Regions from separate parts of the Homo sapiens genome. Here region 2 is linked to region 1. A link is an interaction called in ENCODE POLR2A ChIA-PET data of the cell type or tissue named here. Cell type or tissue: PC-9. All regions are shown on one strand. Links, peaks and the distances in the headings refer to the core of each region. The heading gives the core; the rest is flanking DNA.

Region 1 (12,437 bases), core at 2,856-7,855:
GATTTTTGTTAAGTTGATTTTGTATCCTGCAACTTTACTGAATTTATCTGTTCTAGCGGTTTTTTCAGGGAGTCTTTAGGATATTCCATATATAACAGCATGTTGTCCACAGAGACCATCTCTTGTCATCCTTTCCTATTTGTATGCTTTATTTCTTTCGCTTGTGTAATTGCTGTGGCTAGGGCTTCCAGTACTGTGTTGAACAGAAGTTTTGAGAGTGAACCTCCTTGTCTTGTTCTTGATTCTAGAGGAAAAGTCTTCAGCTTTTCACTTTTGACCATGATGTTTGCTGTGGGCTTATCATATATGGCTTTTATTGTGTTGAGGAACATTGTTTCCGCATTTCTCTCATGTTTTATTCTTCTTGTGTTTTTTAAGTTCAGGGGTACATGTGCATGTATTTATATAGGTAAATTTGTGTTACGGGGGTTTGTTATACAGATTATTTCAATACTCAGGTATTAAGCCTAGTACCTATTCCTTATTTTTCCTGATCTTCTCCCTCCTCCCATCCTCCATCCCTTGATAGGCCCCAGTGTCTGATAGCTGTAGTTGTGCAGGCTTATTTCTGTGTTCTTTATTCTTTTCCATTGGTCTATGTGTCTATTTTTGAACCATGCTGTTTTGGTTACTGTAGCCCTGTAGTATAGCTTGAAGTCAGGTAGCATGATGCCTCCAGCTTTGTTCTTTTTGCTTAGGATTGCCTTGGCTATTTGGGTCCTCTTTTGGTTCCATATGAATTTTAAAATACCTTTTTCTAGTTCTCTAAAGAATGTCACTGGTAGTTGAATAAGAATAGCATTGAATCTATAAATTACTTTGAGTGATATGGCCATTTTAATGATATTGATTATTCCTAGCCATGAGCATGGAATGTTTTCCCATTTGTTTGTGTCATCTCTGATTTCTTTGAGCAGTGTTTTGTAGCTCTCCTTTTAGAGATCTTTCACCTGCCTGGTTAGCTGTATTCCTAGGTATTTTATACTTTTTGTGGCAGTTGTGAATGGGATTGTATTCCTGATTTATCTCTTGACTTGACTGTTGTTGGTGTATAGGAAATGCCATACACCAACAACATCCCTTTTGTACATTGATTTTATATCCTGAGAGTTTAATGAAGTTGTTTATCAGCTTACGGAGCTTTTGGGCCAAGACTATGGGGTTTTCTAGATACAGAATCTTGTCATCTGTAAACAGCGATAATTTGACTTCCTTTCTTCCTATTTAGATGCCCTTTCTTTCTTTCTCTTGCCTGATTGCTCTGGCCAGGACTTCCAATCTATGTTGAATAGGAGTGGTAAGAGAGGGCATCCTTGTCTTGTACTGGTTTTTAAGGGGAATGCTTCCAGCTTTTGCCTGTTCAGTATGATGTCAGCTGTGGATTTGTTGTAGATGGCTCTTACTGTTTTGAGGTATGTTCCTTCATTACCTAGTTTATTGAGAGTTTTTAACATGAAGGGATGTTGAATTTCATTGAAAACCTTTTCTACATCTGTTGAAGTAATCATGTGGTTTTTGTCTTTAGTTCTGTTTATGCAATGAATCACACTTATTGATTTGTGTATGTTGAACCAACCTTGCATTCCAGGGGTAAAGCATACTTGATTGTGGCAGATAGCTTTTTGATGTGCTGCTGAATTTGGTTTGCCACTATTTTCTTGAAGATTTTTGCATCAGTCTTCATCAAGGATATTGGCTTGAAGTTTTCTTTTTTTTGTTATGTCTTTGCCAGGTTTTGATATCAGGGTGATGGTGGCCTCATAGAATGAGTTAGGGAGGAGTCCCTTTTCCTCAATTTTTAAGAATAGTTTCAGCAGAAATGGTACTAGCTCTGCTTTGTACATCTGGTAGAATTCAGATGTGAATCCATCTGGTCCTGAGCTTTTTTTGGTTGGTAGGCTATTTATTACTGATTCAATTTCAGAGCTTGTTATTGGTCTGTTCAGGGATTCAGTTTCTTTCTGGCTCAGTCTTGGGTGGGTGTATGTTTTCAGGAATTTATCCATTTCTTCTAGATTTTTCTAGTTTGTATGCATAGAGATGTTCATAATATTCTTTGATGGTTTTTTGTATTTCTGTGGAGTCAGGGGTAATTTTCCTTTGTTGTTTCTAATTGTGTTTATTTGGACCTTCTCTCTTTTCTTCCTTATTAATCTCATAGTGGTCTATTTTATTTTTTTTCAAAAAAAAAAACCACCCTAACTCTCGGACTTGTTGATCTTTTGAATGCTTTTTTGTGTCTCAGGCTCCTTCATTTCAGCTCTGATTTTGGTTATTTCTTGTCTAGCAGCTTTGGGGTTGGTTTTCTCTTGGTTCTCTAGTTCTTTTAGTTGTAATGTTTGGTTAAACTGAGATCTTTCTAACTTTTTGATGTGGGCATTTAGTGCTATACATTTCCCTCTTAACACTGCCTTGGCTGTGTCCCAATGATTCTAGTATGTTGTATCTTTGTTCTCATTAGTTTCAAAGAACTTCTTGATTTCTGGCTTGGTTTCATTATTTATCCAAAAGTGATTCAGGAGCAGGTTATTAAATTTTCATGTAATTTTATGTTTTTGGGTGAATTTCTTAATCTTGATTTCTAATTTGATTAGAAATTAGAAATCTGTGGTCCAAGAGACTGGTTGTTATGACTTCAGTTCTTTTGCATTTCCTGAAGAGTGTTTTATGGGAAATTATGTAATTGATTTTAAAGTATGTACCATATGGCAATGAGAAGAATGTATATTCTATTGTTTTTGGATGGAGAGTTGTGTAGATGTCTGTTAGGTCCATTTGATCCAGTACTGAGTTCAGGTCCTGAATATTTTTGTTAATTTTATGCCTTGATGATCTGTCTAATATTGTCAATGGGATGTTAAAGTCTCCCACTATTACTGTGTAGGAGCCTAAGTCTTTTTGAAGGTCTCTAAGAACTTGCTTTATGAATCTGGGTGCTCCTGTCCTGGGTGCATATATATTTTGGATAGTTAGGTCCTCTTGTTGAATTGAACCCTTTTCATTATGTAATGCCCTTGTCTTCTTTGATCTTTGTTAGTTTAAAGTCTGTTTTGTCTGAAATTCAGATTGCAACCCCTGCTTTTTTCTGTTTTCCAGTTACTTGGGTAGATTTTTCTTCATCCCTTTATTTTGAGCCTATGCGTGTCATTGCCTATGAGATAAGTCTCCTGAAGACAGCATACCAATGGCTCTTTGTTCTTTATCCACTCTGTGCCTTTTAAATGAGACATTTATATTCAAGGTTAATGCTGATATGTGTGGATTTGATCCTGTCATCATGATGTTAGCTGGTTTTTGTGCAGACTTGTTTATGTGGTTGGTTTATAGTGTCACTGGTCTGTGTACTTAAGTGTGTTTTTGTAGTAGCTGGTAATGTTCTCTCCTTTTCATATTTAGTGCTTCCTTTCAGAGCTCTTGTAAGGCAGGTCTGGTGGTAATGAATTCCCTCAGCATTTGCTTGTCTGAAAAGAAACTTATTTCTCCTTCGCTTATGATGCTTAGTTTGGCCAGATATGAAATTCTGGGTTAGAATTTCTTTTCTTTAAGATTGTTGAATATTGGCCTCCAATCTCGTCTGACTTGTGGGGTTTCTGCTGAGAGGTCTGCTGTTAGTCTGATGGGCTTCCCTTCATAGGTGACCTGACCTTTCTCTCTATCTGTCTTAACATTTTTTCTTTCATTTTGGCCAAGGAGAATCTGATGATTATGTGATGATCTTCTTGTGAAGTATCTTACTGGGGTTTTCTACATTTCCTGAATTTAAATGTTGGCCTCTCTAGTTGGATTGGAGAAGTTCTCATGGATGATATCCTGAAATATGTTTTCCAAGTTGCCTACACTCTCCCCATCTCTTTCAGGGACACCAATGAGTTATAGATTTGGTCTCTTTATATAATCCCACATTTCTTGGAGGTTTTGTTTGTTCCTTTTCATTCTTTTTTCTTTAATCTTATCTGACTGCCTTGTTTCACAAATCTAGTCTTCAAGCTCTGAGATTCTTCCTTCCACTTGGTCTATTCTGCTATTATACTTGTGATTGTATTATGAATTTATTGTAGTGTGTTTTTCAGCTCTGTCAGGTCAGTTACATTCTTTCCTAAGCTGGTTGTTTTGTCTGTCAGCTCCTACATTGTTTTATTGTGATTCTTAGCTTCTTTGAATTGAGTTTCAATGTACTCCTGTATCTCAGTGATCTTTGTTTCTATCCATATTCTGAATTATATTTCTATCATTTCAGCCATCTCAGCCTGGTTCACAACCCTTGTTGGAGAGGTGATGTGGTTGTTTGGAGGAAGGAAGGCACTCTGGCTTTTTGAGTTGTCAGGGTTCTTGTGCTGGTTCTTTCTCATCATTTTATGTTCCTTCAATCTTTGAACTTGCTGATGGTTTTTTTTTTCCTCTTTTATCCTATCTGATGACCTTGAGGGTTTGTGGTGTAACGTGGATTCAGCAGACTGGCTTTATTTTAGAAGATTTTAGGGAATTAGGGCTCAGCTCCCAACTCCTAGACTGTGTGTTCTAATTCTGGGGAACTTGTATTGGCCTTGACTTTGTTCTCTGTCTCTTCACGGTTAGAAATCCACTGCACTGGCGGGGCTGAGGTGCTCGCAGACCACTGGTCACTACACTTTGATAGTTGGTGTCAGCCAAAGTGTTTCATAATACAGTGACAGGGGGATCTGTCCTTGCTTGTACGTGCCAACAGCAGCAGCAGCAGCAGCAGCAGCGTAGTGGGGTGCTCTCTAGTTGGCTGTGGCAGGGTGATAGCGGGTACCAGCATGCCTGCCCCTGTGCAGGCGTTCACCACAGTGGCAGAGGCAACATGGCTGGGGGTGTCAAGAGGTCCCTGCTGGTGACTATGCTTGTGGTCATGCTGGTGGTGATGTTTGCACAGGTGCTAGCAGGCACAGGCCTTTGTGTGTTCTCCATAGGCAGGAATGGTTGCTCAGAGTGGGGGAGGTTCTGCTGTTCTTCATGCCTAGTTTGACTCCCGTGACAGTGTTGGATCCAGAGCAGGGTGCTGGTGAGGACAGGCCTGGCTGTCTCTGTGCCCACTAAGGCTTCAATTGCAATGGCAGTTGGTAGGGGGAAGGGGCGGGTGGACTGCACTCGCAGTGTAGCAGTGGCAGGGCAAAGAACATATATACATCTACATTGGCAGGGCAAGAAAAGCAAAACCGTTCACACACATGCACCAGTAAAGCAATGTGAGGGGTTGCCGTGGTCCAGGGGGAAGCTGCCATGTGGGGAGGGAGTGTCAGGCTGGTGTGTGGCTGTGGGGGCCCTCCCACTGGAGCTCTCTACAGGTCAGGCATGGTTTGCCAGCGCTAAAGCTATGATACAGGCCCCAGGGCACCTGAGGCTGCCCTGCAAGCAGGCACGGTCAGGCTGGATTTCTGGGAGAGACCAGCAGACCAAGGGGTGCTCAGGTCAGACCAGTCCCATCTGATGGAGAAGACTACCCTGTAGAGTTCAGGTCTGACAGTATCCCTGGGGCTAAAGTCTCCAATGGGAGCAAGTCAGCCAGGGATGGCCATCCCTGGCTGTGCTGTGCTACACACGCTCCTTTACCAAGCGCTCTGGGCTCCATGTCAGCTGGCTTGCTGCCCCTGCCACTTCTCTAAGCAGCTCTCCTTGCCAACTACAGTGTCTGTGGTGGTCTAGGGGTCACCTCTTGCTGGGATTCCAGAGGGCCGTGGTAAGAATGGGGTTGCTCCTGGCCAAGTGAACTAACCTGTTCCCCTAGAGTCATTGGGGGCCAGGAATGAGTCCTGGTGCACGGTAGTCCTGTGCAGCGTTCCCAGTTTCCTTCCCCATCAGCCCAGCCTTCCTCTGTCCACTCTTGGTGCCTTCCCTTTGAAGGTCTGTTAGGAGTGCGCCCATCGTCTTGGTCCCTTGGTGACAGCTGTTCCACCTGACTGTGTCTAGTCAGCCATATTCTCTTTTTTTTTTTTTAGTCTAGCTAAGTTTTGTTGATCTTTTCTATTGTTTTTCTAGTTTCTATTTAATTTATTTCTGCTCTGGTCTTTATTATTTCCTTTTTTTTTTTTTTTTTTTTTTTGCTAACTTTGAGCTTAGTTCTTCTTTTTCTAGTGCCTTGAGGTATAACATTAGGTTGTTTATTTGAGATCTTTCCTTTTTTTTGATACAGGTATTTATTGGTATACAGTCTCTCTTAGTACTGCTTTTGCTGCATCTCATAAGTTTGGATATGTTGTGTTTCCATTTTCCTTTGTCTCAATATATTTTTATATTTTCTTCTTTAATTTTTTCTTGGACCCAATAGTCATGCAGGAACATATTATTTAGCTTTCATATACTTGTAAATTGTCTGTGATTTTTCCTGTTACTGCTTTTAGTTTCATCTCATTGTGATCAGAAAAGATACTTGATATGATTTCAGTGTTCCTTGATTAAGACTTGTTTTGTGGCCTAACATGTGATCTATCCTGGATAATGTTCCATAGACACTTGAGAAAAATGTATATAAAAGTAAATTTTAGAGTTGGAATTTTTCACTGGATCTTGGCTTCCCCATATACCTTTGGTAACTCACCTCACCTCACCTCTTTAAACCTCCATTTTCTCATCTGTAAAATGGAGATCTGTGCTTCACCAGTTATATGCATCAAAGGAGACCATAGTATTGGTTTTGGAGTATAAAAGGCCATACAAATATTAACCGATATTTTCTAGAGAGTGTGTAATAGAGCGTATCAGACTTCTCTTGGGATCCCACGAGGACATCCCATCAGAACAGGCCAGGAGTGGCCTCTGATGGGTGCTCTGAATGCTAGGTGGCTTTGGGAGCTCCTTGGACTCTCCTGAGGCATGAGTTGGGTCTAGGGAGGGTCTAAGAAGAGTGTTAGTCTCCTCTATCTTGTTCTCAGCCTCCCTGTGCTGCTCCTGGGCTCAGCCAAGGAAGTTTCACTGGCTATGGTCCTTGGCCCATATTGCAGTGACCTTCATGGCATGAGGAAAGCCGTACACAGTCCCTGGTGCCTTCATATGTCTTTACTGGATTCCCAAGGCATCCTGACCAGTGTACTAGGTGTTGGTATATATTATGAAGAAAGCAGACATGGAGTTGATAAGTCTGGGGAGAAATCTGCTGGGTTTTCCAGGTGTCTGGTCCAGCATTGTCCAGTAGCAGCACTTCCTACAATGATGTTAATGTTTATAGATCTGTGCTGTGCAATGTTGTGGTCATATGCCATGCATGGGGGTTGGGCTCTTAAAATGTGGTTTGTGCAAATGAGGGACTAAATTTCTAATTTAACTCAATTAATTTAAAGGTCACATGTGGCTAGTGGCCATTATGTTGGACAGTATTGGTCAGTGCTAGAAACTTCCCGAGATGGTTAGAAGGGCACCCAATCTGGCCAAAGGCTTGACTTCTCTTCCTAAGAAAGGGCTGTGAGACCCAGAAGTGTCCTGAGTCCAGGCCTTTGCTCTGTCTCCTGCTGTGTGTATGGATTTTTCATTCCATTTGGCCTCTTCTCTGTTTAGTTTTTTCATCTGTAAAATTGGATTAATTTTTTAATTGCTAAACCCTTGACTCCATTGTGATTTGTCTTTTAATCCATCTGCAACAGATTACTACAAATGTGATTGGCTTAAAACAACAGAATTTTATTCTCTTTCAATTCTGGAGGCCAGAAGTCTGAAACCAGTTTCGTTAGGCTGAAACCAGGGTTTTAGCAGAGCCACCCTCCACTGGAGGCTCTAGGGAAGAATCCATTCCTTCACTCTTCCAGCTGCTGGTGGCTGCTGGCATTCTTTGGCTTGTAGCTGCATCACTGTGATCTCTCCTTCAGTGGTCATGTGACATTCTCCTCTTCTGTGTTTAGTCTCCCTCTGCCTCTTTCTGATAAGGACATTTGTGATTGCATTTAGGGCCCCTGCTAGATAATTAAAGGTTATCTCTTCATCTCAAGATCCTTATTTAGGCTGGGCACGGTAGCCAATTCCTCTAATCCCAGCTACTTGGGAGGCTGAGGTGGGAAGATTGCCTGAAGCTAGGAGTTTGAGACCAGCCTGGGCAACATAGTAAGACCCCATCTCTAAAAAAAATGCAAAAATCAGCCAGGTGTGGTGGCATGTACCTGTAGTCCCAGCTACTCAGGAGGCTGAGGCGGGAGGATCGCTTTATCCCAGGAGTTCAAGGCTGCAGTGAGCTATAATTGCCACTGCACTCCAGCCTGGGCAACAGTGTGAAACCCCACCTCAAAGAAAAGAAGATCCTTAATTTAATTACATCTGCTAAGATCCATTTTTCACATAAGGTAGCATGTATGAATTCCAGGGATTTGGACATGATATTTTGGGGTGCCATTATTCAGCTAACTACACCTAGTAATATTTATTAATAGTGGACTTCCTTTAGATAAAATGCTGTGGCTATGTCATGGGATGTGTAGAAGTTGCTACCTGTCTGCCAGGATCTCCAGAGAGAATTTTCTCTGTTCTGAATGGAGACCCAAGTTTGATAAAAATTTTGAGATTGCTCCCTTCCCTGCTTCTACCATGAATTACCTTGATTTGTTTACGGCAGCTCATCTTACTAAAAGGTTGGTCAACTCACAAATGTGCCCCACTGCACACTCTACCAATATTTGAATTATTCCCCATATTACCTCCAATTCCTAAAACGTGTGGAAGGAACTTTGGGACTTCAGTTAGGAAAACGCAAACTGTATTGCATCTGAGTGAGAGGAGAGAACATTTGTTCTATCAGCTGGGTAAGTGATGTTTCACAAATTAGAAAATATAGAGGCTTGGCCCTGACACAGCTCAAGAACAGATTGTGACTCTGCTTTGGAATGTCATGTTTTACTGTTATTTAATCAAATCTGAGAGCAGTGGTTGGGAAGTGGGTTTTGTAAATATTGCTCTGAAGCATTCACATTTCAACAGAAAACAGATGCCAAGTGTTTTCATTAGTATCGATATTCAGAGTTATTTGAATAAAACACAAATCTACTTCCTGGTAAAGCAAAACACCTGCAAAGGCCTGGAGTTGGTGGGGTTGGGGGAGAGGGTGGGGGGAATATGTATTTGTAAAGTTTGAATGAGGAATAAAGTTAGCTGGAAGACCTTCATTTTTCCTAAAGAAGCCTAAAAATGAAATATTTATAACTAGAGGGATATAGAAACACAATTATAATTTAAAGTGTGAGTCACAACACCGTCTTATTCAACCAGGGAACAAAATGACTTAAAGGCAGAATAAAATTACTTCATTTATGTGTCTTAAGAATACGACATTCTTTCAGTCTGCTCATGTCCTTGGGTTAAATGGCAGAGTGTCTGTTCTGTTCCCCGAGGTGGTCAGTAGCTTTATTACTGGTCATTCGTCTGGGGTGGCTTTTCCAAGAATTAATAATGATAATAATAACAATTCACTGCCAAGCACTGTGCTTTACTTATGTCATCTCTTTTAATCATGTTGCCTTGTTTGGTAAGTATCATTGTCCCCATTTGATAGGTAAGGAAACTGAGGCTTGGAGAAGCTTGGCCACTTACCCAAACCCACTGAGTTACTAGCTGTCAGAACTGAGGTATGAACCAGTGCCCTTGATCTGGAGCCCAGCCCTCAGTCACTTGCCTACCCTCCCGAATGAGATGGGCTTGGGTGCTCCCCTCACTTTCTTTTGAAAGCCTATGTAACTAACTCCCCTGGCAAATTCCGCTCTGCTATGTTTGGTCATGGTCACCATCAATAGAGAGGGATTAACTTGCATACTAAGGTTTTGACTTTTTTGCAACATCTGGGCATTGATCTCGGCTCACTGCACTCCAGTGTGTGTGTATATATATACATATATGTAAAAAGATACATATATCTATACAGATATACAAAAATAGGTATATATGTATATATTAAAAATATGTATATATGTATATATAAAATGTGTGTGTATATATAATATATATCATATGTCATATATAATATATATTATATATCTTATATATAATATATATTATATATTATATATCTTATATATAATATATATTATATATTATATATCTTATATATAATATATATAATATATATTATATAATATATATTATATAATATATATATCTTATATATTATTATATATCTTATTATATATTATATATATATATATATATATTTTTTTTTTTTTTTGAGATGGAGTCTTGCTCTGTCGCCCAGGCTGGAGTACAGTGGTGTGATCTCGGCTCACTGCAACCTCCATCTCCTGGGTCAAGCAATTTTGCTGCCTCAGCCCCCTCAGTAGCTGGGATTACAGGCGTGTGCTACCACGCTTGACTAATTTTCCCATTTTTAGTAGAGACAGAGTTTCACCACGTTGGCCAGGCTGGTCTCAAACTCCTAACCTCAAGTGATCTGCCTGCCTCAGCCTCCCAAAGTGCTGAGATTACAGGCATGAGCCACCGTGCCCAGCCTTATGTATTTTTTTTTCTTTTTACTGTGACTATGTCTCTTCAAACTCCCTCGTATTTCTAAATGAGAGATGAGATGGAACTCGATAGCTTCCCGGGAATAGAGAAAATCTCCCCACATCTAAAGAAAATTTCATTTACTTTCTCACAGGGGGATATTTCTTCTTCAGATTCCTAGTCTGCTTTTTACTACTGATGAGCTAACACCCTGGGTTTCAGTGTGCTCATGCACTTGAAAGGGCTCATGCCCTTGAGTTCTGTGAGCTGGTGCCATGAAGTGCTGTCTTCACTCATGCACTCTCACTCAAGGAGTTTTCCTTGAGCTCCCTCTCTCTGCTGGGCCTGGGCTTATGTCGGGGAAACACTGTGAATATATCAGGCTACGCCCCTGGCCTCCCAGAAGCCTCAGCATATGCAGTGAGTGCACTGCCAGCCTTTTCGCCTAGACAGTGCCATGTTGTGCAGGTGTATCCTGCCTATTGCAGGCTGTTCATCGAGCCTGGCCCTGACCCACCAACTTCTCAAGCAGGGTGACCGCAACGATGTCACCATACCTTTCCAGGTGCCTCCAGGGGGCGCTGCTGCCCCTGGTTGAGAACCACTGCTGGGAAGTGGCAAGTTTGGATGGAGTCCCCAACCAATTCTGTCTTGGGTGTGGTACCCACTTGTCTTTATTTCTAGGAATTTGGCCCATACTAAGGATGGCAGAAGCAGATATTTGAAAAAGGAGAAGGAAAACCAAATCCATTTATCAGGGTCCTGCACTGAGAGTGGCTGATCTCAGCAGTAGAAAGTTAATGTGTTTAGCTGTTCCCCACTGAGGCTGCCTTCCACAATCTCTTCCTTCACTCCCTTCCCTGCTCACCCCTACCCCAGCTCTATCAAAAGGTAAACTACATGGACCTGAACCACTCCCACCCCGAGGCAGAGGCTGAGGAAGACCTTGGTTGGGAGGGAGAATGGAAGGGGTGAATGACCCAGAGCACTGTGGCTGATGAAGGAGAGGGAGGAGGTCTCGCCACTAAGACTGATAGGCAACTTAAGGGCAAAAGCAAAGACATCTTTTCCCTGTCCTCTAGAATCCGTGTGTGTGCCGATTCAGCTAATAGCAAGATTTTCCCAGTGAACAGAGTATACCCTCCCTCCATTCTTATTGTTAACAACATAACAAAGGAGTGACACAGACAAGAGCAGAGAGGCTGGGGCCCTGCCCTCGAAAATCTATTGTTTCACTGTTCTCCCTGGTGAAATCTGCCAAGTGCTAAGCATTGTCTAGGGTTTGGGAGTGAATGAAATAAAATCCTTACCCATGTGGAGTTTAGAGACTAGTTTAGAGTGGCAGATGGTTGAAAGAAAATGTACAAGATTAACAAATTTTAAAGTTGGACCCAGTATGCACTGGCAAGGATGTAGAGGGGCAGAACTCTCATACGTGGTTTGTGGAGGTTGGTACAACCTCTGTTGAGAACAACAAAAGTTATGACTCAATCATGCCACTCCTATTTACATACCCGAAAGAAACTCCTACAGATACACAGTCAAAAGTGTCTACGACAGCTTTTTTTTGTAGTATGAAAGAAAAAATCAACAAAAATGTTTATGAACAGGAGAATGAATAAATACATTGTAGTACATTCATACGTGGAATGCATCAATGAAAATGTGTGACATGCAGGGCCTGATTAGAAAGAAGGATGACCCATCATTCTTGCCTGTGGTTGGTTCCCACCATGCTCTCTCCCTGTCTGTCTGCTTGCTGAATATGAGAGGAAGCATGTTGCCCTGCTTGCCCATGGCAGCCTTCCTCCAGTAGAGGAACAGCCTGAAAAAGTAACTGACAATGTAAATGGTAGAGTAGAGAGACGATTAAATCCATGTCAACTCTATCACCCTGGTTCTGAGGCTGTTGCTCTTTCAGAATGTGAGTCGGGCATTGTTCTTGAGGCTAACGCTACCTTGGTTTGCGTTTTCCATTGTGTGCAAGACTTGCACCACATAGGTTGCTA
Region 2 (12,437 bases), core at 3,127-8,126, 680 kb before region 1:
CCCTGCCATCTGTGAATGCAACATCCCACGTTTGGGATCTTGAGATGGGGAGATCACGCTGGATTATCTGGTGGGTCCTGAATCCAGTGACGAGTATCCCCAGGAAGTATACAAAGGAGAGACAGAGGAGGCGCAGGCCATGTGACCATGGAGGCAGACACCGGAGTGAGGGGGCCACAAGCCAAGTGCTAAGCTCTGAATGTTTGTATCTTCAAAAAATTCATTATTGAAACCTAATCCCCAGTGGGGGGGGTGTTAGGAGGTGGGGCCTCGTGGGGGTGATTAGTTCATGAGGGTGGAGCCCTCACCAATGGGATCAGTGCCCTTAGAAAAGAGGCTTGGGGGAGCTCCCTCACCCCTTCCCATGTGAGACACAGCGAGAAGGCACCCTCTGTGACGCAGGGAGCGAGCCCTCACCAATCTACCTTGATGGTGGACTTCCTGGCCTCTAGAACCATGAGAAATGAATTTCTGTTGCGCCAGGGAGGCTGGCAGGTCCCAGCCCCATGCTCAGCATGCCAACTTACTACCCTCATCACTCTTTGCTCACTCTACGACCTATGGGCCAGCTGCCTCCCCCACCAGCCTGCACACTCCTGGGAGCTCAGAGGCTCAAGCAAGCCATGTTTTTGCTCGCAGATGTGTGCATCATCACAAACGGAGAGTCGGGCAGATCTACACTTGAATTTCTTTTCCGCTTCTTATGAGCTGTGCAGCCTTAGGCAAACTACATCACCTCTCTGAACCTTAGTTTCCTCATCTGTAAAATGGGGATAATAGTAGCATTTGCATCCTGGAGCTATTGGGAGAATTAAATGTCACATTTCAGGCTTGATAAATGACACCTATTGAGTTCAGTAGGACACTGACTAAAGACAGTTAATGTCTTAGAAAAAATAAAGGTGACCAGCTGGGCACCGTGGCTCACACCTGTAATCCCAGCACTTCAGGTGGCCGAGGCAGGTGTATCACCTGAGGTCAGCAGTTCAAGACCAGCCTGGCCAACATGATGAAACCCCGTCTCTACTAAAAATACAAAAAAATTAGCTGGGCATGGTGGCACGCACCTGTAATCCCAGCTACTTGGGAGGCTGGGGCAGGAGAAATGCTTGAACCCAGGAGGCAGAGGTTGCAGTGAGCCAAGATTGTGCCACTGCACTCCAGCATGGGCAACAAGAGCGAAACTCTGTCTCAAAAAAAATAAAAAAGGTGACCAGAAACCCCCTAAATGTCCATCAATAGAGAAGTGCTTACACTGTGGCCCCCACAGTGCAACAGCAAACAGCAGTTAAAAAGAAGGAAGGAGGGTTACAAGATCTGCCGTGGATTCCACCTGCACAACATGCTGTTAAGTACAGTAGCAAATACATGCATAATCTATGTTGACATACACATATATATGATCTAATTCACGGGGCTTCAGGGGGTGGGGGGTGGGGACCAAGTCCGGCTGGTGACAGCTGTCTTCTTTGGAGACGGAAGTGGCTCGGGGGAGGACCAACGGGTAGGGCTCAGCTTTATCTGCAATGTTTCAAATTATTGCAGGAAGCCGTTCATGCATTGTGCATTTAATTAAAGAGAAATAAAGGAAAAAACTCTCCAAAGATTTCAGAAATTGGAATCATGACGGTGATATTGTATCTTTCCCCAGGATTCTTAAATTAGTCAGAATGCCATACTTTTTTTTTTTTTTTTTTTTTGAGACGAAGTTTCACTCTGTAACCCAGGCTGGAATGCAGTGGCGCAATCTTGGCTCACTGCAACCTCTGCCCCCTGGGTTCAAGCGATTCTCATGCCTCAGCCTCCCTAGTAGCTGGGATTACGGGCGCCTGCCACCACGCCTAGCTAATTTGTATTATTAGTAGAGATGGGGCTTCACCACATTGACCAGGCTGGTCTTGAACTCCTGACCTCAGGTGAGCCACCTGCCTCAGCCTCCCAAAGTGCTGGGATTACAGGCACGAGCCACCACACCGGGCCAGAATCCCATATTCTTAAAGAGAACTGGAAGGCATCTGAGATCTTACTACTTTTGACTTTTCAGTGGTCTAGTAGATGGATAATCCGATTTTTCAAGTGCATGTTCTTTGAAAAATTCATACAGAGGACAAGAACTCCAGCATGGAAGGCTCATGGCCCGCACACCTGTATCATGGTGCACACACACACCCACAACCCAGTTACACACACACTCACACACACAAACACACAACCAGCCCAATTTAAAACTGCACCTAAGTTTCAGCTGCATCATACATGCTGGCTTTCTTCTTTTTAACCTTACCACGGCCCTCCCTCCCGCCACCCCCTGAATCCATGCTAACTCCATGCTCACCATGTAAACCCCGAAAATTTGAGACTATGTTATATATCGGGGTCCACAAACCATTTTCCTAAGAGCCAAATAATAATAGTCCAGGCTTTGTGGGTCATGCCACCTCTGTTGTCACCAGCTTAATGCCACAGCAGGAATGGGCAGAGCTGTCCCCCCCTCCCCCAAATGGGCAGAGCTGTCCCCGCCACCCTGAAAACTCCTTATTTATAAAAACAGGTGCTGGGCCAGATCGTTTGCAGACGCTTGACGTCTATCATTTCATCTCTTTCTCCATGGTCACGGATAATCAAATACAAATATATATTTGTCTGGCAGCAGACTTTCAACGGCAAAAACTGCAATTACTTTTGCACCAACACGATACAGACAGGTTTTGTGGGGTCCTCATTTCATTTTACACAAATGGCACTGCATAATACTTATGTCTGCATCTGGCTTTTCCCTCCTAACACCTGGTGGGTGTCACTCCAGATCAATTCGTATCGATTTTCCCAGTCTGTGTGCTTTTCTAAGCCACTTCAAGGGTCATTAAGCAGAGGTAGGATATACCTTTAAAAAATTAAAATGAAGCCGACCAAATCCTTCCCCCTGACTCTGTCCTGTGTGCCAACCCTCCTGAGGGTCTTTCTGACAGGGCCACCAGCTTGGCCTTCTGAACCTCAGTAATTGGCCCTCCCCTCTTGACCAAGGCCACCCAGAGCGAAAAAGCAATTTGCACTCAACATTAAAGACTACGGGGTGGGGGTGGGGAACACCTCTTATTAATCATTAATATAAGGTGGCATTTTCAGGGCATTTCAGGAAACAACGCTGCTTAATTGCAACCCACCAAATAAATAAAAAAATGCAAATACTGTACCAGAGCCTGCTCTTCCTCTGTGGTGTGGGAGGCGGGCAGCCCCAGGCGAGTTTCCTAGCCCTTCCGAAATACAGTGAGGGACACCACAGGCTCTGTTTCCTTTGGGCCTGATAAAGGGAACTCTCTCTATCCCAAATAAGGATTTCCCTTGCCAGGCCTCAAGACGGTAGCATCTCAACAGGGGCCTCTGTTGTTTATTTCACTAAGAACTTTATCTAGTGCTTGCAGCACTTCAAAGGACATCTGATCTGTTCATGGCTTTGTTTGGAAGCCTCCATCCTTCCCAGCTGCATCCTCTGGGTGGGAGTCACCGGCGCCTACTACAAAGGGCTTTAACTTATGAGAATCCTGGAGAAGGATCCTGTTCTTTAATAAATTAATGTTCAGTAAGTCTCTAATGTGAGTTTCAAGCCAGGTAATGCTGTCATGCTTGAATATAGGAGAAGGCGCACTCCTGCCCTCCCTGGGGAGGCGGCTCCTCAGACACTCGTGCGGCAGACTCTACTCACCCAGAGAAGCTCAGCGTCCTAGGAGTGAGTTCAATGGTGTTCACCACAGTGAATTCTAAGTGACCTGCACAAACAGAGGGGATTCTGGCAGAGTAACCCGAAAGCTATGGACACGTTTAGTCATCCATGCTTGATCTCAGGCTATGAGAAACCCAGTAAGAAGGTGAAATGGTTACAGAAGGAGGCAGCAGACTCTGGGTTTGAATTCCAGCTTGGATGCATGAGAAGGTTAATCTGAGAGTCAGACTCGTGTTCATACAATGGAGATATAAAACCCAGGGACACTGTGCAGCCTAAAGAAAATAATGAAAATAAAGTAGATGGAAAACAGTAGGCACTCAATAGATGTTTATTGTTCTTTCCCCTTTCTTCACACTACTGCAGTGGTTCTCAAACGCTGGGGTGCATCACAGTCACCCGGAGGGTATGTTAAAATAGTTTGCTGCTCTCATCCTGCCACCTCAGAGTTTGTGAAACTGAAGACTGGCATTTCTAGAGAGTTCCCAGGTGATGCAGATACTGCTAGTCTTGGGACTTCACTCTGAAAACCACTGAGCTACCGGTTCAAAATCCCTGGGTCTGCAGTGCCAGGAGGCCTGGGATGATAAGGACCCTCTTGGATGGAAGATTGGTTGCAGACTTTAACAAAAGTCTCAAAAGTCAACAGACATGATGAATGGTCTGCCTGAGTCTGTTCCTGCCTCCAGCCGGTGTCAGGCTGGCCCCGACCTCTGGGGTGTGCTTTCTAAGGTCCTTGTACTCCTGGACAGAGGTCAGGTTCAGCCCAGTTTTCCAAAGGGAATGGTCCAAGCATGTGCCAGCCCCCGCTGGAAACAAACCACCCTGGCCTTCTGCTGCCACGTGCCAGCAAGCTCCATTAGGAGTGGCCTCAGTTTCTCTGAAAGGGGGTCTCTGTCCCTCTCAAGGCTTTCTGCAAAACAGTCTGTTGGTTCTGAAAGTGCACCAGGGTGCTCCGGCGAGCAGAATGTGGGCAACAGCCCTCAGGGCCCTAGTCGTTCTGCATCATCTCCCGGTCAATTATCCTCTCTCCCAAACACCTTCCCTTCCAGAGTTAGCCGGCTGTCCCGCTGGGTATTTTCTGATGATCCCTCGGTGAAGCAAGGGCCTAATTCCTCTGTGGGGACAAGCACTGCTCTTTTTAAAGTCTCTGTTTGGCCTCATCTCCGAGCCAACAGGCCAGCAGGTGGGAGCCCTGGAGGCCAACAAAAGAATGGCAGGCCACCTCCCTCTTCCAGGCTGGACACCTGGCCAAGGTGTGCCCCAAGTGCAGATCAGCAACCCAGCTCAGGGGCCTCCACTGCCCACCACTGGCTGTGAAAGAGACACACTGCAGACGCCTGCAGAACAAAAGATCTTGCTCATCAAGACGCTGCCTCTCATTTACGTTTTAAAAACTTGTCTTTAAAGGGCGAGAAAAAGAAAAACAAAATTCTGCCTTAAAGGGCAAAAAACAAGTTCACCCACAAACCGTTTACATGAAAAACTTCCTTGTATGGCTCCATGACTCATCAGCCTCATCAAAGCCTGCGCTGGATGACACACGAACGCTCGGGTCCCCCCTTCCTTGCCCAAAGAAACGATGACAACCCACAAACGCCACTTCTTCCTTCGCAGTTTGGGAAGCCACTGTAATGCGTCATTTCTGAGGCTCAGGAAAGACCTTTACCCAGAAGGTGGGGGTGGGGGTGTCTTGAATGTCCCAAAGCCCAAGGCTGGCCCTTATGTAGAGTTGAGGAAGCCCTGGCCAGGGACAGGGGAGTGCAAGGGAAGGCTCGGTGACCCAGGCACATGGTGCAAACCTAGGACCTCCACCTCCCAGCTCTGTAGCCAGGGGCAGCTCACTCCACCCTGGTCCCTGGAGTGTGCTTACAGGCTTCCGTGTTGGGGGGCTGCGAGGCCTGGGCAGCAAACCGCCTTGTACTGCCTCTGGCCTGTGGATAGTAGATGCTCAATAAACCTCTCCTTCCTGTCAGAAACTCAGTCTCCCTATGTGGATGACAGCATTTTCCTAAAGGATCTAAAGTTCCATCCACCTTAAACTCTGCCTGAAGGGAAGACTATGAAACTAGAAAAGAAAATGGTGTGGATTTGTGTGCTACTGCAGACACTGCTGCGACATATATTAAGGAGCATGGAACGGAACCGCGTGGATGATAAAGTCTGCGTGGTGTTTACAAAGGAATATTCATAAGCACTTTCTGAGAAGCCCCGTGCAGCTGCTAACAGTGACTGCCTAGGGGAAAATGGACTTGAAGGAGTAGAGGCCAACTTTTCATTTTATACCTTTCTATACTTTTTAGGACTACCACCTATGTACGTGCATTTTATTTTTGTTAAATGTTCGCAGGGGATATCTGGCAGGACAAGGAACTGGCTGGAAAGGGGCGCGAGGAGATCTTCTGGGTGACGGAGATCCAGGTGGTGGTTACTCAGGTGAGTACAGCAGTCAGAACTCCCTCACACTCAACAGTTAGGGCATGCACATTTTGTCACATGTAGGTAATAGCTTGATTTTTTTACAATTTAAAAGAAGTTAAGAGAGATTTAGGGATAGTGGGAATTTTCTTAGTTCTCTTTGTCCTTTTCGGTATTTTAAAAAGCTTCGTAAGTGCCAGTTTTTAAATGCTCTGTGTCTTAGGGCTCTTGCACACTGCTGGTGCAAGTATACACTGGTGCAACCACTTTGCAAAACTGCAGGGCAGCATCAACGAATGATAATTCAGCTCCCAGGCATATACGCAACAGGACTGTGGACACACATTCACCAAAAGATGTACACTAGAGTGTTTACAATGGTCTATTCGTAACAGCCCCAAACTGGAAAGACCTATCCACAGAATGAACAAGTTAACAGAGTCTAACCAGACAACAGAACACCACCCAGCAAAGTGAATAGACAAACTGCTGCTACACACAACACAGACAAATCATAAGAAGCCAGTCTCAAAAGAGTTCAGGGTGTCTGAGTCCATTTAGATAAAGTTCAAGTATATGCAAAGCTCACCTGTGCTGCTAGAAGTCAGGATAGCAGTGGCTGCCCATGGTGGGGAGGAGGGGCCCAGGTGAATGGTAACTCTTTTTGATTTGTACCCTTTTCTAGATGTATTTTATCCTTCAATGAGAAGTTTATTTCGAAAACGTCCTGTGTCTCTTCCAAAGATAGCTCCAGCTGGGCAAAGTGGCAGCTCTGTGGGCTCCAACGGAAGAGGCCAAAAGGCCCATCCTCCTCCTGTCCCCTGGGTTCAATTCACAGCCCTGCCTGTCTCTAGCTGTGTGATCCTGGACGTGCCTCTCTGCTTCCTCAGCTCCTGCTTCAAGACAGGCCTAACCAAATTTTGAGAAGTCCCCAGCAGAGCTCCCGACCCTAGTAGGTGCCTAGTAATTGTTTTTCTCTCCCTCTACTGTAACGAAAGCCTGCGAGACATGAGCTCTCTTTCCCAATGCTCCCGGCCCTCTGCCACTTGTTAGTTTCAATCCCTGAAGCAGCCCTGGTTACTAGTTATGGGGTCCCTGATGACCCACTGTGGGGCTTGGGCTGTGGCTGGGAGATGCTGGAGACTGTGGCCCTCGCGGGGGACTGGCAGCCTGGCCCCAAAAGGTTTCCCATTTGGATTGAACACGTGCACAAAGAGGCTGCCAGGCTGGACTCACCAGCTGCACCTCCCACTGAGGGCCCCTCCTGCAGTCTTGGAGTGGGCTGGGCCCCCTGCCTCTGGGGAAAGCCCCTCCTTTCACAGTTCTCCACTGAATCCCTTTGATCCCCTCTTAAGAGGTCACAAAGCCCTCTTTGACTGAGTGCCAGAAATTAATCTGGATAGAATTCCTGCCTTTTCAACCTGGATGAAGCAGGCAGGTGGCTGGGCCTGGAAGGGGATCAAGGCCGACTCCCGCCCATCCTTGCCTCCCCACCATTCTGCCTTCCTTCTCGGAGGGTAGGACCCTCCAAGAATGGACCCACGGTGCCTGCCTGGAAGTTCCACAGAAGCTTCTGTGAGAAAACCCCACGGAGGCACAGCCAGAGCCAGTGGCACTGACCCGGCCTCCAGGAGCACTCGCCCCATAGGCCTGGGCGGTCACTCAAGCAGGACGGGGGACACTGTCACTGCCTCTGTCAACTGGGTGGCCAGGCAGGGGCTATGTTGAGAAGAGCTCTGCCTCAGGGCAAAGCATGCGGTGGCTGATGGGTGATGCCCGCCCTGGGCTCATGAGTCGGTGGCCTGCGTGCCACACATGTGCCTCCGTCTTCTGCAGCCCCGTCTCCTAGCATCCTCCGACACCAAGAGCCTGTTTTCCTCTGTGTCCTTGTAGATCAGAGAAGAAGAATGAATGTTCTGAGTGGGTACCACATGGCAGGTGCTATTCTAAATACTGAACAGCTGTGAACCCATTTAATCCCCGTAAGAAACTGGTGAGCTTGGTTTCATTTGACTCAAGAGGCCCAGAGACGAAAGCAACTGGTCCAGGGTCACACAGCCAGCAGGAAGTGGATCAGGGTTGGAACCTGGGCAGTCTGGCCCTGAAGCGCTGCAGAAAGTATTATTTTGGGAGCAAATAGGTAATAGGTGGTGAGAGCCACCTAAAAATACCCCTCCTCTCTGGCCCAGTAACCACTTCTAGAAATCTGCCCTAAACAAGTAACTCAAATAAAGCGAAAGCTGAGATACACGACGGTCATGGCTGCGTTATCTATAACTGAGGAAAGCTGGGAACGACCCGAAGGGCAACCACAGCAGAGGCCTTTGGTAAATGGCCCCAGCCTCTTCACGGACGATTCTGCAGCCATTAGGAAGCCTCCCTTGGGCGCTGTGGCACGGCACTGGGATGTCTGAGCTGCCATGCCTTGGCGAGGCTCACAGGACTGTCCATGTGCCTGGCCACAGCTGCTAAAATGGCTGCGTGAAGATGGACGCAGCCTCGGAGGAGAACTGCAAGGTCATAACTGGCAGGAGCTGGGGGTGCTGACCTTGAAGTGATCGTAAAAAGGTCGAAAAGGAGACAGAGAGGGAGGAAGGTGGCCAAGACGGGGTTAGACGGGCAAACGGAGGTGGGGTGGGGTTCAAGGGCAACGTCTTCCCTCAAGACCAAGGGATGAGCTGGGCTAGAGGGGACAGGCCCAGCCAGGAGCCACCTCGGAGGGTCACTGTATAGAGTGAGGGAGTCAGGTGCAAGGCCAGATCTGGGCTTCCAAACCTCAAGTTTAAAGTCAGGGGACACAGCGACCAGTGTGTTTGGGGAAGATGTGGAAGCGGGTCAGTCCTGAGTGTGACACCGGGCCTGGGAGAGGTGGTCTGACAGCGGCTGTGCTGATGACGTGCAAGACAGGATGAGGCAATCAGCCCTTCTGCGTGAGAAACAGGGGCCTGCCTAGTCAGACGTCAATTCACATTATCTTTTTTTTTTTTTTTTTTTTTTTTTTTTTTTTAAGCACAGTTTCACTCTGTCACCCAGGCTGGAGTATAGTGGCACCATCTCGGCTCACTGCAACCTCCGCCTCCCGGGTTCAAGCGATTCTCATGCTTCAGCCTCCTGAGTAGCTGGGACTATAGGCCTGAGCCACCACGCCCAGCTAATTTTTGTATTTTTAGTAGAGACAGGGTTTCCCCATGTTGGCCAGGCTGGTCTCGAACTCCTGACCTCAAGTGATCCTCCCGCCTCGGCCTCCGAAAGTGCTGGGATTACAGGTATGAGCCATCACGCGCAGCCAATTCACATAACCCTAGTGGTGATGGGAGACTTAGGGAAAAGTGGAAAGCTCTCACGCAAGCCTCAGGCACCAGCAACACCCAGGCTCTACCCAGATGTGCCACGAGAACAGGTGGGAGCCGGGGCACTGCTCCCAAGTGCACATCAGGTGTGAGAAGTGTCTGGGTAGCGTGTGTCTGTGTACATGCATGCATGTACAGTTGGGAGCCACACTCCCGGTGGCTGAAGTCCCAGGTTCTGGACTCACTCAGACTTCTGTTCAAATCCCATCTAAGCCATTGAACAGCTGTGTGACCTTGAGTGAGTGATTTAACCTCAGCCTCAGTTTCCACATCAGTAAAAAGGGAGAAGAGGAGGAACAGGCACCTCCTCAGGGCTGTAAGGATTCACCAAGGTGAGTAAGTGAGGCACTGGCACATGCATGGGACAGGAGTTAAGTGTCCATCATGGCTCGAGGACCAGCTGCAGCCTTGTGCTAAGGCCTTGGGGTGCAACTGGGGGCTCGGCTTGGGCTGGATGACGACTTGGGGGATGTGAGCTTGGGAAGGGATTTGCAGCCTGGTGGAGAAAGCGCCTGGGGCCACATCTCTAGGACACTAGGAGTGGCTCTTCCCCAGGGAGGCTCCCATGACCAGGAGGCGACCCAGGGGAGGTGGGCTCCGGGAGCAAGGTCAGAGCCAGGGGTGACAGCCCCTACTGGAGGCCCGGTCCAGAGCCTCAGGATTTCCCCTTTTGTAGGGATCCCCCCTTCTAGCATGGCCCTCAGTGAGGGGTCAGGGGAGGCATCAGCTCAAGGGCTCTGTGTCATTCTGACCTGGTCCCCTGGGCCTTTCCCCTGCATGGGGATGAGGGTGATGGATCCCGCCCTCCTGAGGGTGCAGCCAGTGGGGACATGACCCAGGCCCTGCCCTCAGCTTCCCGTCAGGTGGGCTTCCCCTCTCTGAGCCCCAGGCACTTTGCCTTGGTGCTGGGGACTTTGAGGGTTGTGGTCCCCCAGCGCCAGCTCCCAACACAGAACATGGAACAGACTCATTCCCGAGGCGCCGCAGCCACTCATGAGGTGGAAGCGAGATTGTGACCCTCGCTGGGAGGCATCTGGCTTTGGCACGGTCCTTTATCCTCATCCTTTATCCACTTGGACGCTCAGTCCCCTCTGCTATGAGATGGGGGAGGGATGTGGACCCCACAGAACTGTTTCCGGACTCAGGAGCACAGGGGCACATAGTGCTGGACACAGGGGACACTCCGTGGCCAGAGCCGGGCAGAGACAGTCTCGAGGGCGGGCTTCCCACCCACCCTAGCCCTCCCAGGCCATGAGTCAGCCGGGACCACCTGTGGAGGCTGGAAGGGGCTGCCAGGGAGACAGGCCGAGCCAGCTGCTCCCACCATGTCGGACCCACTTGGAGACACTGATGATGGCGCATGAGAGGCTCCCACGCGTGGGCTCCTACCAGGATCCCTTCTGCCTGCTGCACAAACAACACAGCCTTCGATCCTCACACGGCCCAGTGACGAGACGCCATGATCATCCCCATTCCACAGAGGAGAAAACTGAGGCCCAAAGAAACACACTCCAAACCAGCATACTCATAGTATCCCCACAGGCCACACACACACTCACACACACATAAAACAGTCATCCCACATGCCACACACACACACTCATAAAATAGTCACCCTACAGGCCACACACACACACATTCATAAAATAGTTGGCCCATATGCCACACACACACCACACACACACTCTCACAGTCACCCCCACACACCACACATACACAAACACACACATAAAACAGTCACCTCACATGCCATGCACACATACTCATAAAACAGTCACCCTACAGGCCACACACACACACATTCATAAAATAGTCGCCCCATATGCCACACACACACTCAGTCACCCCCACACACCACACATACACAAACACACACATAAAATAGTCACCCCACAGGCCACACACACACACATAAAATAGTTACCCCACAGGACACACACACACACTCATAAAATAGTCACCCCATATGCACCCCACACACACACACACACACACACACACACTCTCTCTCTCTCTGTCACTCCACACACCACACACACACCCACACCCACTGTCATAAAATAATCTCCCCACACCACACACCCTCATACAAATGACCCCACATGCCACATATACACACAAATAGTCACCCCACACACCACACACACACACTCATAAGCCACCCACACACCACACACACACGCACACCGTCACCCCACACACCACTCACACACTCATAAGCCACCCACACACCACACACACATGCACACCCATAGTCACCCCACACACCACACACACACATGCTCAGTCACCCCACACATTCATAAAAGTCACCCCACATGCCACACATACACACACACACTCATAAGATAGTCATCCCACACCCCACACACACTCATAGTCACCCCACACGCCACACACACTCATAAAATAGTCACCACACATACTCAAAACAGTCACCTCACACACCACACACAGACACACCAGTCACCTCACCACACTCATAAAATAGTCACCCCACACAACACACAGTCACACTCAGTCACTCTCGCTCTCACACACACTCACACATTCACTCTTACACACATTCTCACGCGCACACACACTCACTCTCACACTCACACACCCCACATTCTTTTCCACCTTTCTCCACAGAGGAGGGACAGAGGCCTGGGCCTGGATGCGGTGATCGAGGGGCTGTGGCCACCCTAGGGGGCTGGGAAACCTGCCCAGCAAGAAGAAGGCAGCGTGGCCAGGGCAGGCAGCCAGAAAGGATCCAAAGCTGGGCTGGGATTTTCCCAGAGCCAAGGGCACTCCTCTGGCCCTGGCAGCCCTGGGACAGGAATACAGGCCAGCTTCTTGTGACACACAGTCTGCTCATTGGTCCCCGGCTCTGGGGCTTGGCCCCTGGGGCTGTTCTGAGTGACCTCACTTCCCCTGGGGAAAAACCATCTTGGTTTCCAGGACTA

Evidence for each region. Peaks named below come from ENCODE experiments on the same cell type or tissue, not always from the same donor. Only the 100,000 strongest peaks of a DNase experiment are listed, where the experiment ranks them.
Region 2: POLR2A ChIA-PET joins it to region 1 with 6 read pairs; 2 of 35 experiments call an interaction of 5 or more read pairs at or near these places.

What each region holds. Positions count from the first base shown.
Region 1 is chr16:80,947,621-80,960,057 of GRCh38, reverse strand. No RefSeq gene overlaps it. Among named protein-coding and RNA genes, the nearest start is that of CMC2, 53 kb to the left of the region's middle. RefSeq lists an enhancer at 11,057-11,106. In PC-9, for the core only: no CTCF peak of the experiment used is centred there; no DNase peak of the experiment used is centred there.
Region 2 is chr16:81,625,844-81,638,280 of GRCh38, reverse strand. All of the region lies in intron 3 of CMIP (c-Maf inducing protein), which reads right to left. It overlaps LOC105371362 (a long non-coding RNA gene), which reads left to right. Exons shown (of 4, transcript XR_007065138.1): 2 at 6,072-6,157; 3 at 6,825-7,091; 4 at 8,033-8,392. Among named protein-coding and RNA genes, the nearest start is that of MIR6504, 21 kb to the right of the region's middle. RefSeq lists enhancers at 3,380-4,220, 4,221-5,060, 10,277-10,898, 12,080-12,269. In PC-9, for the core only: CTCF peaks have their summits at 4,718 and 4,917 (motif pointing right); a DNase peak (open chromatin) is centred at 5,290; H3K4me3 peaks cover 735 bases; H3K27ac peaks cover 3,960 bases.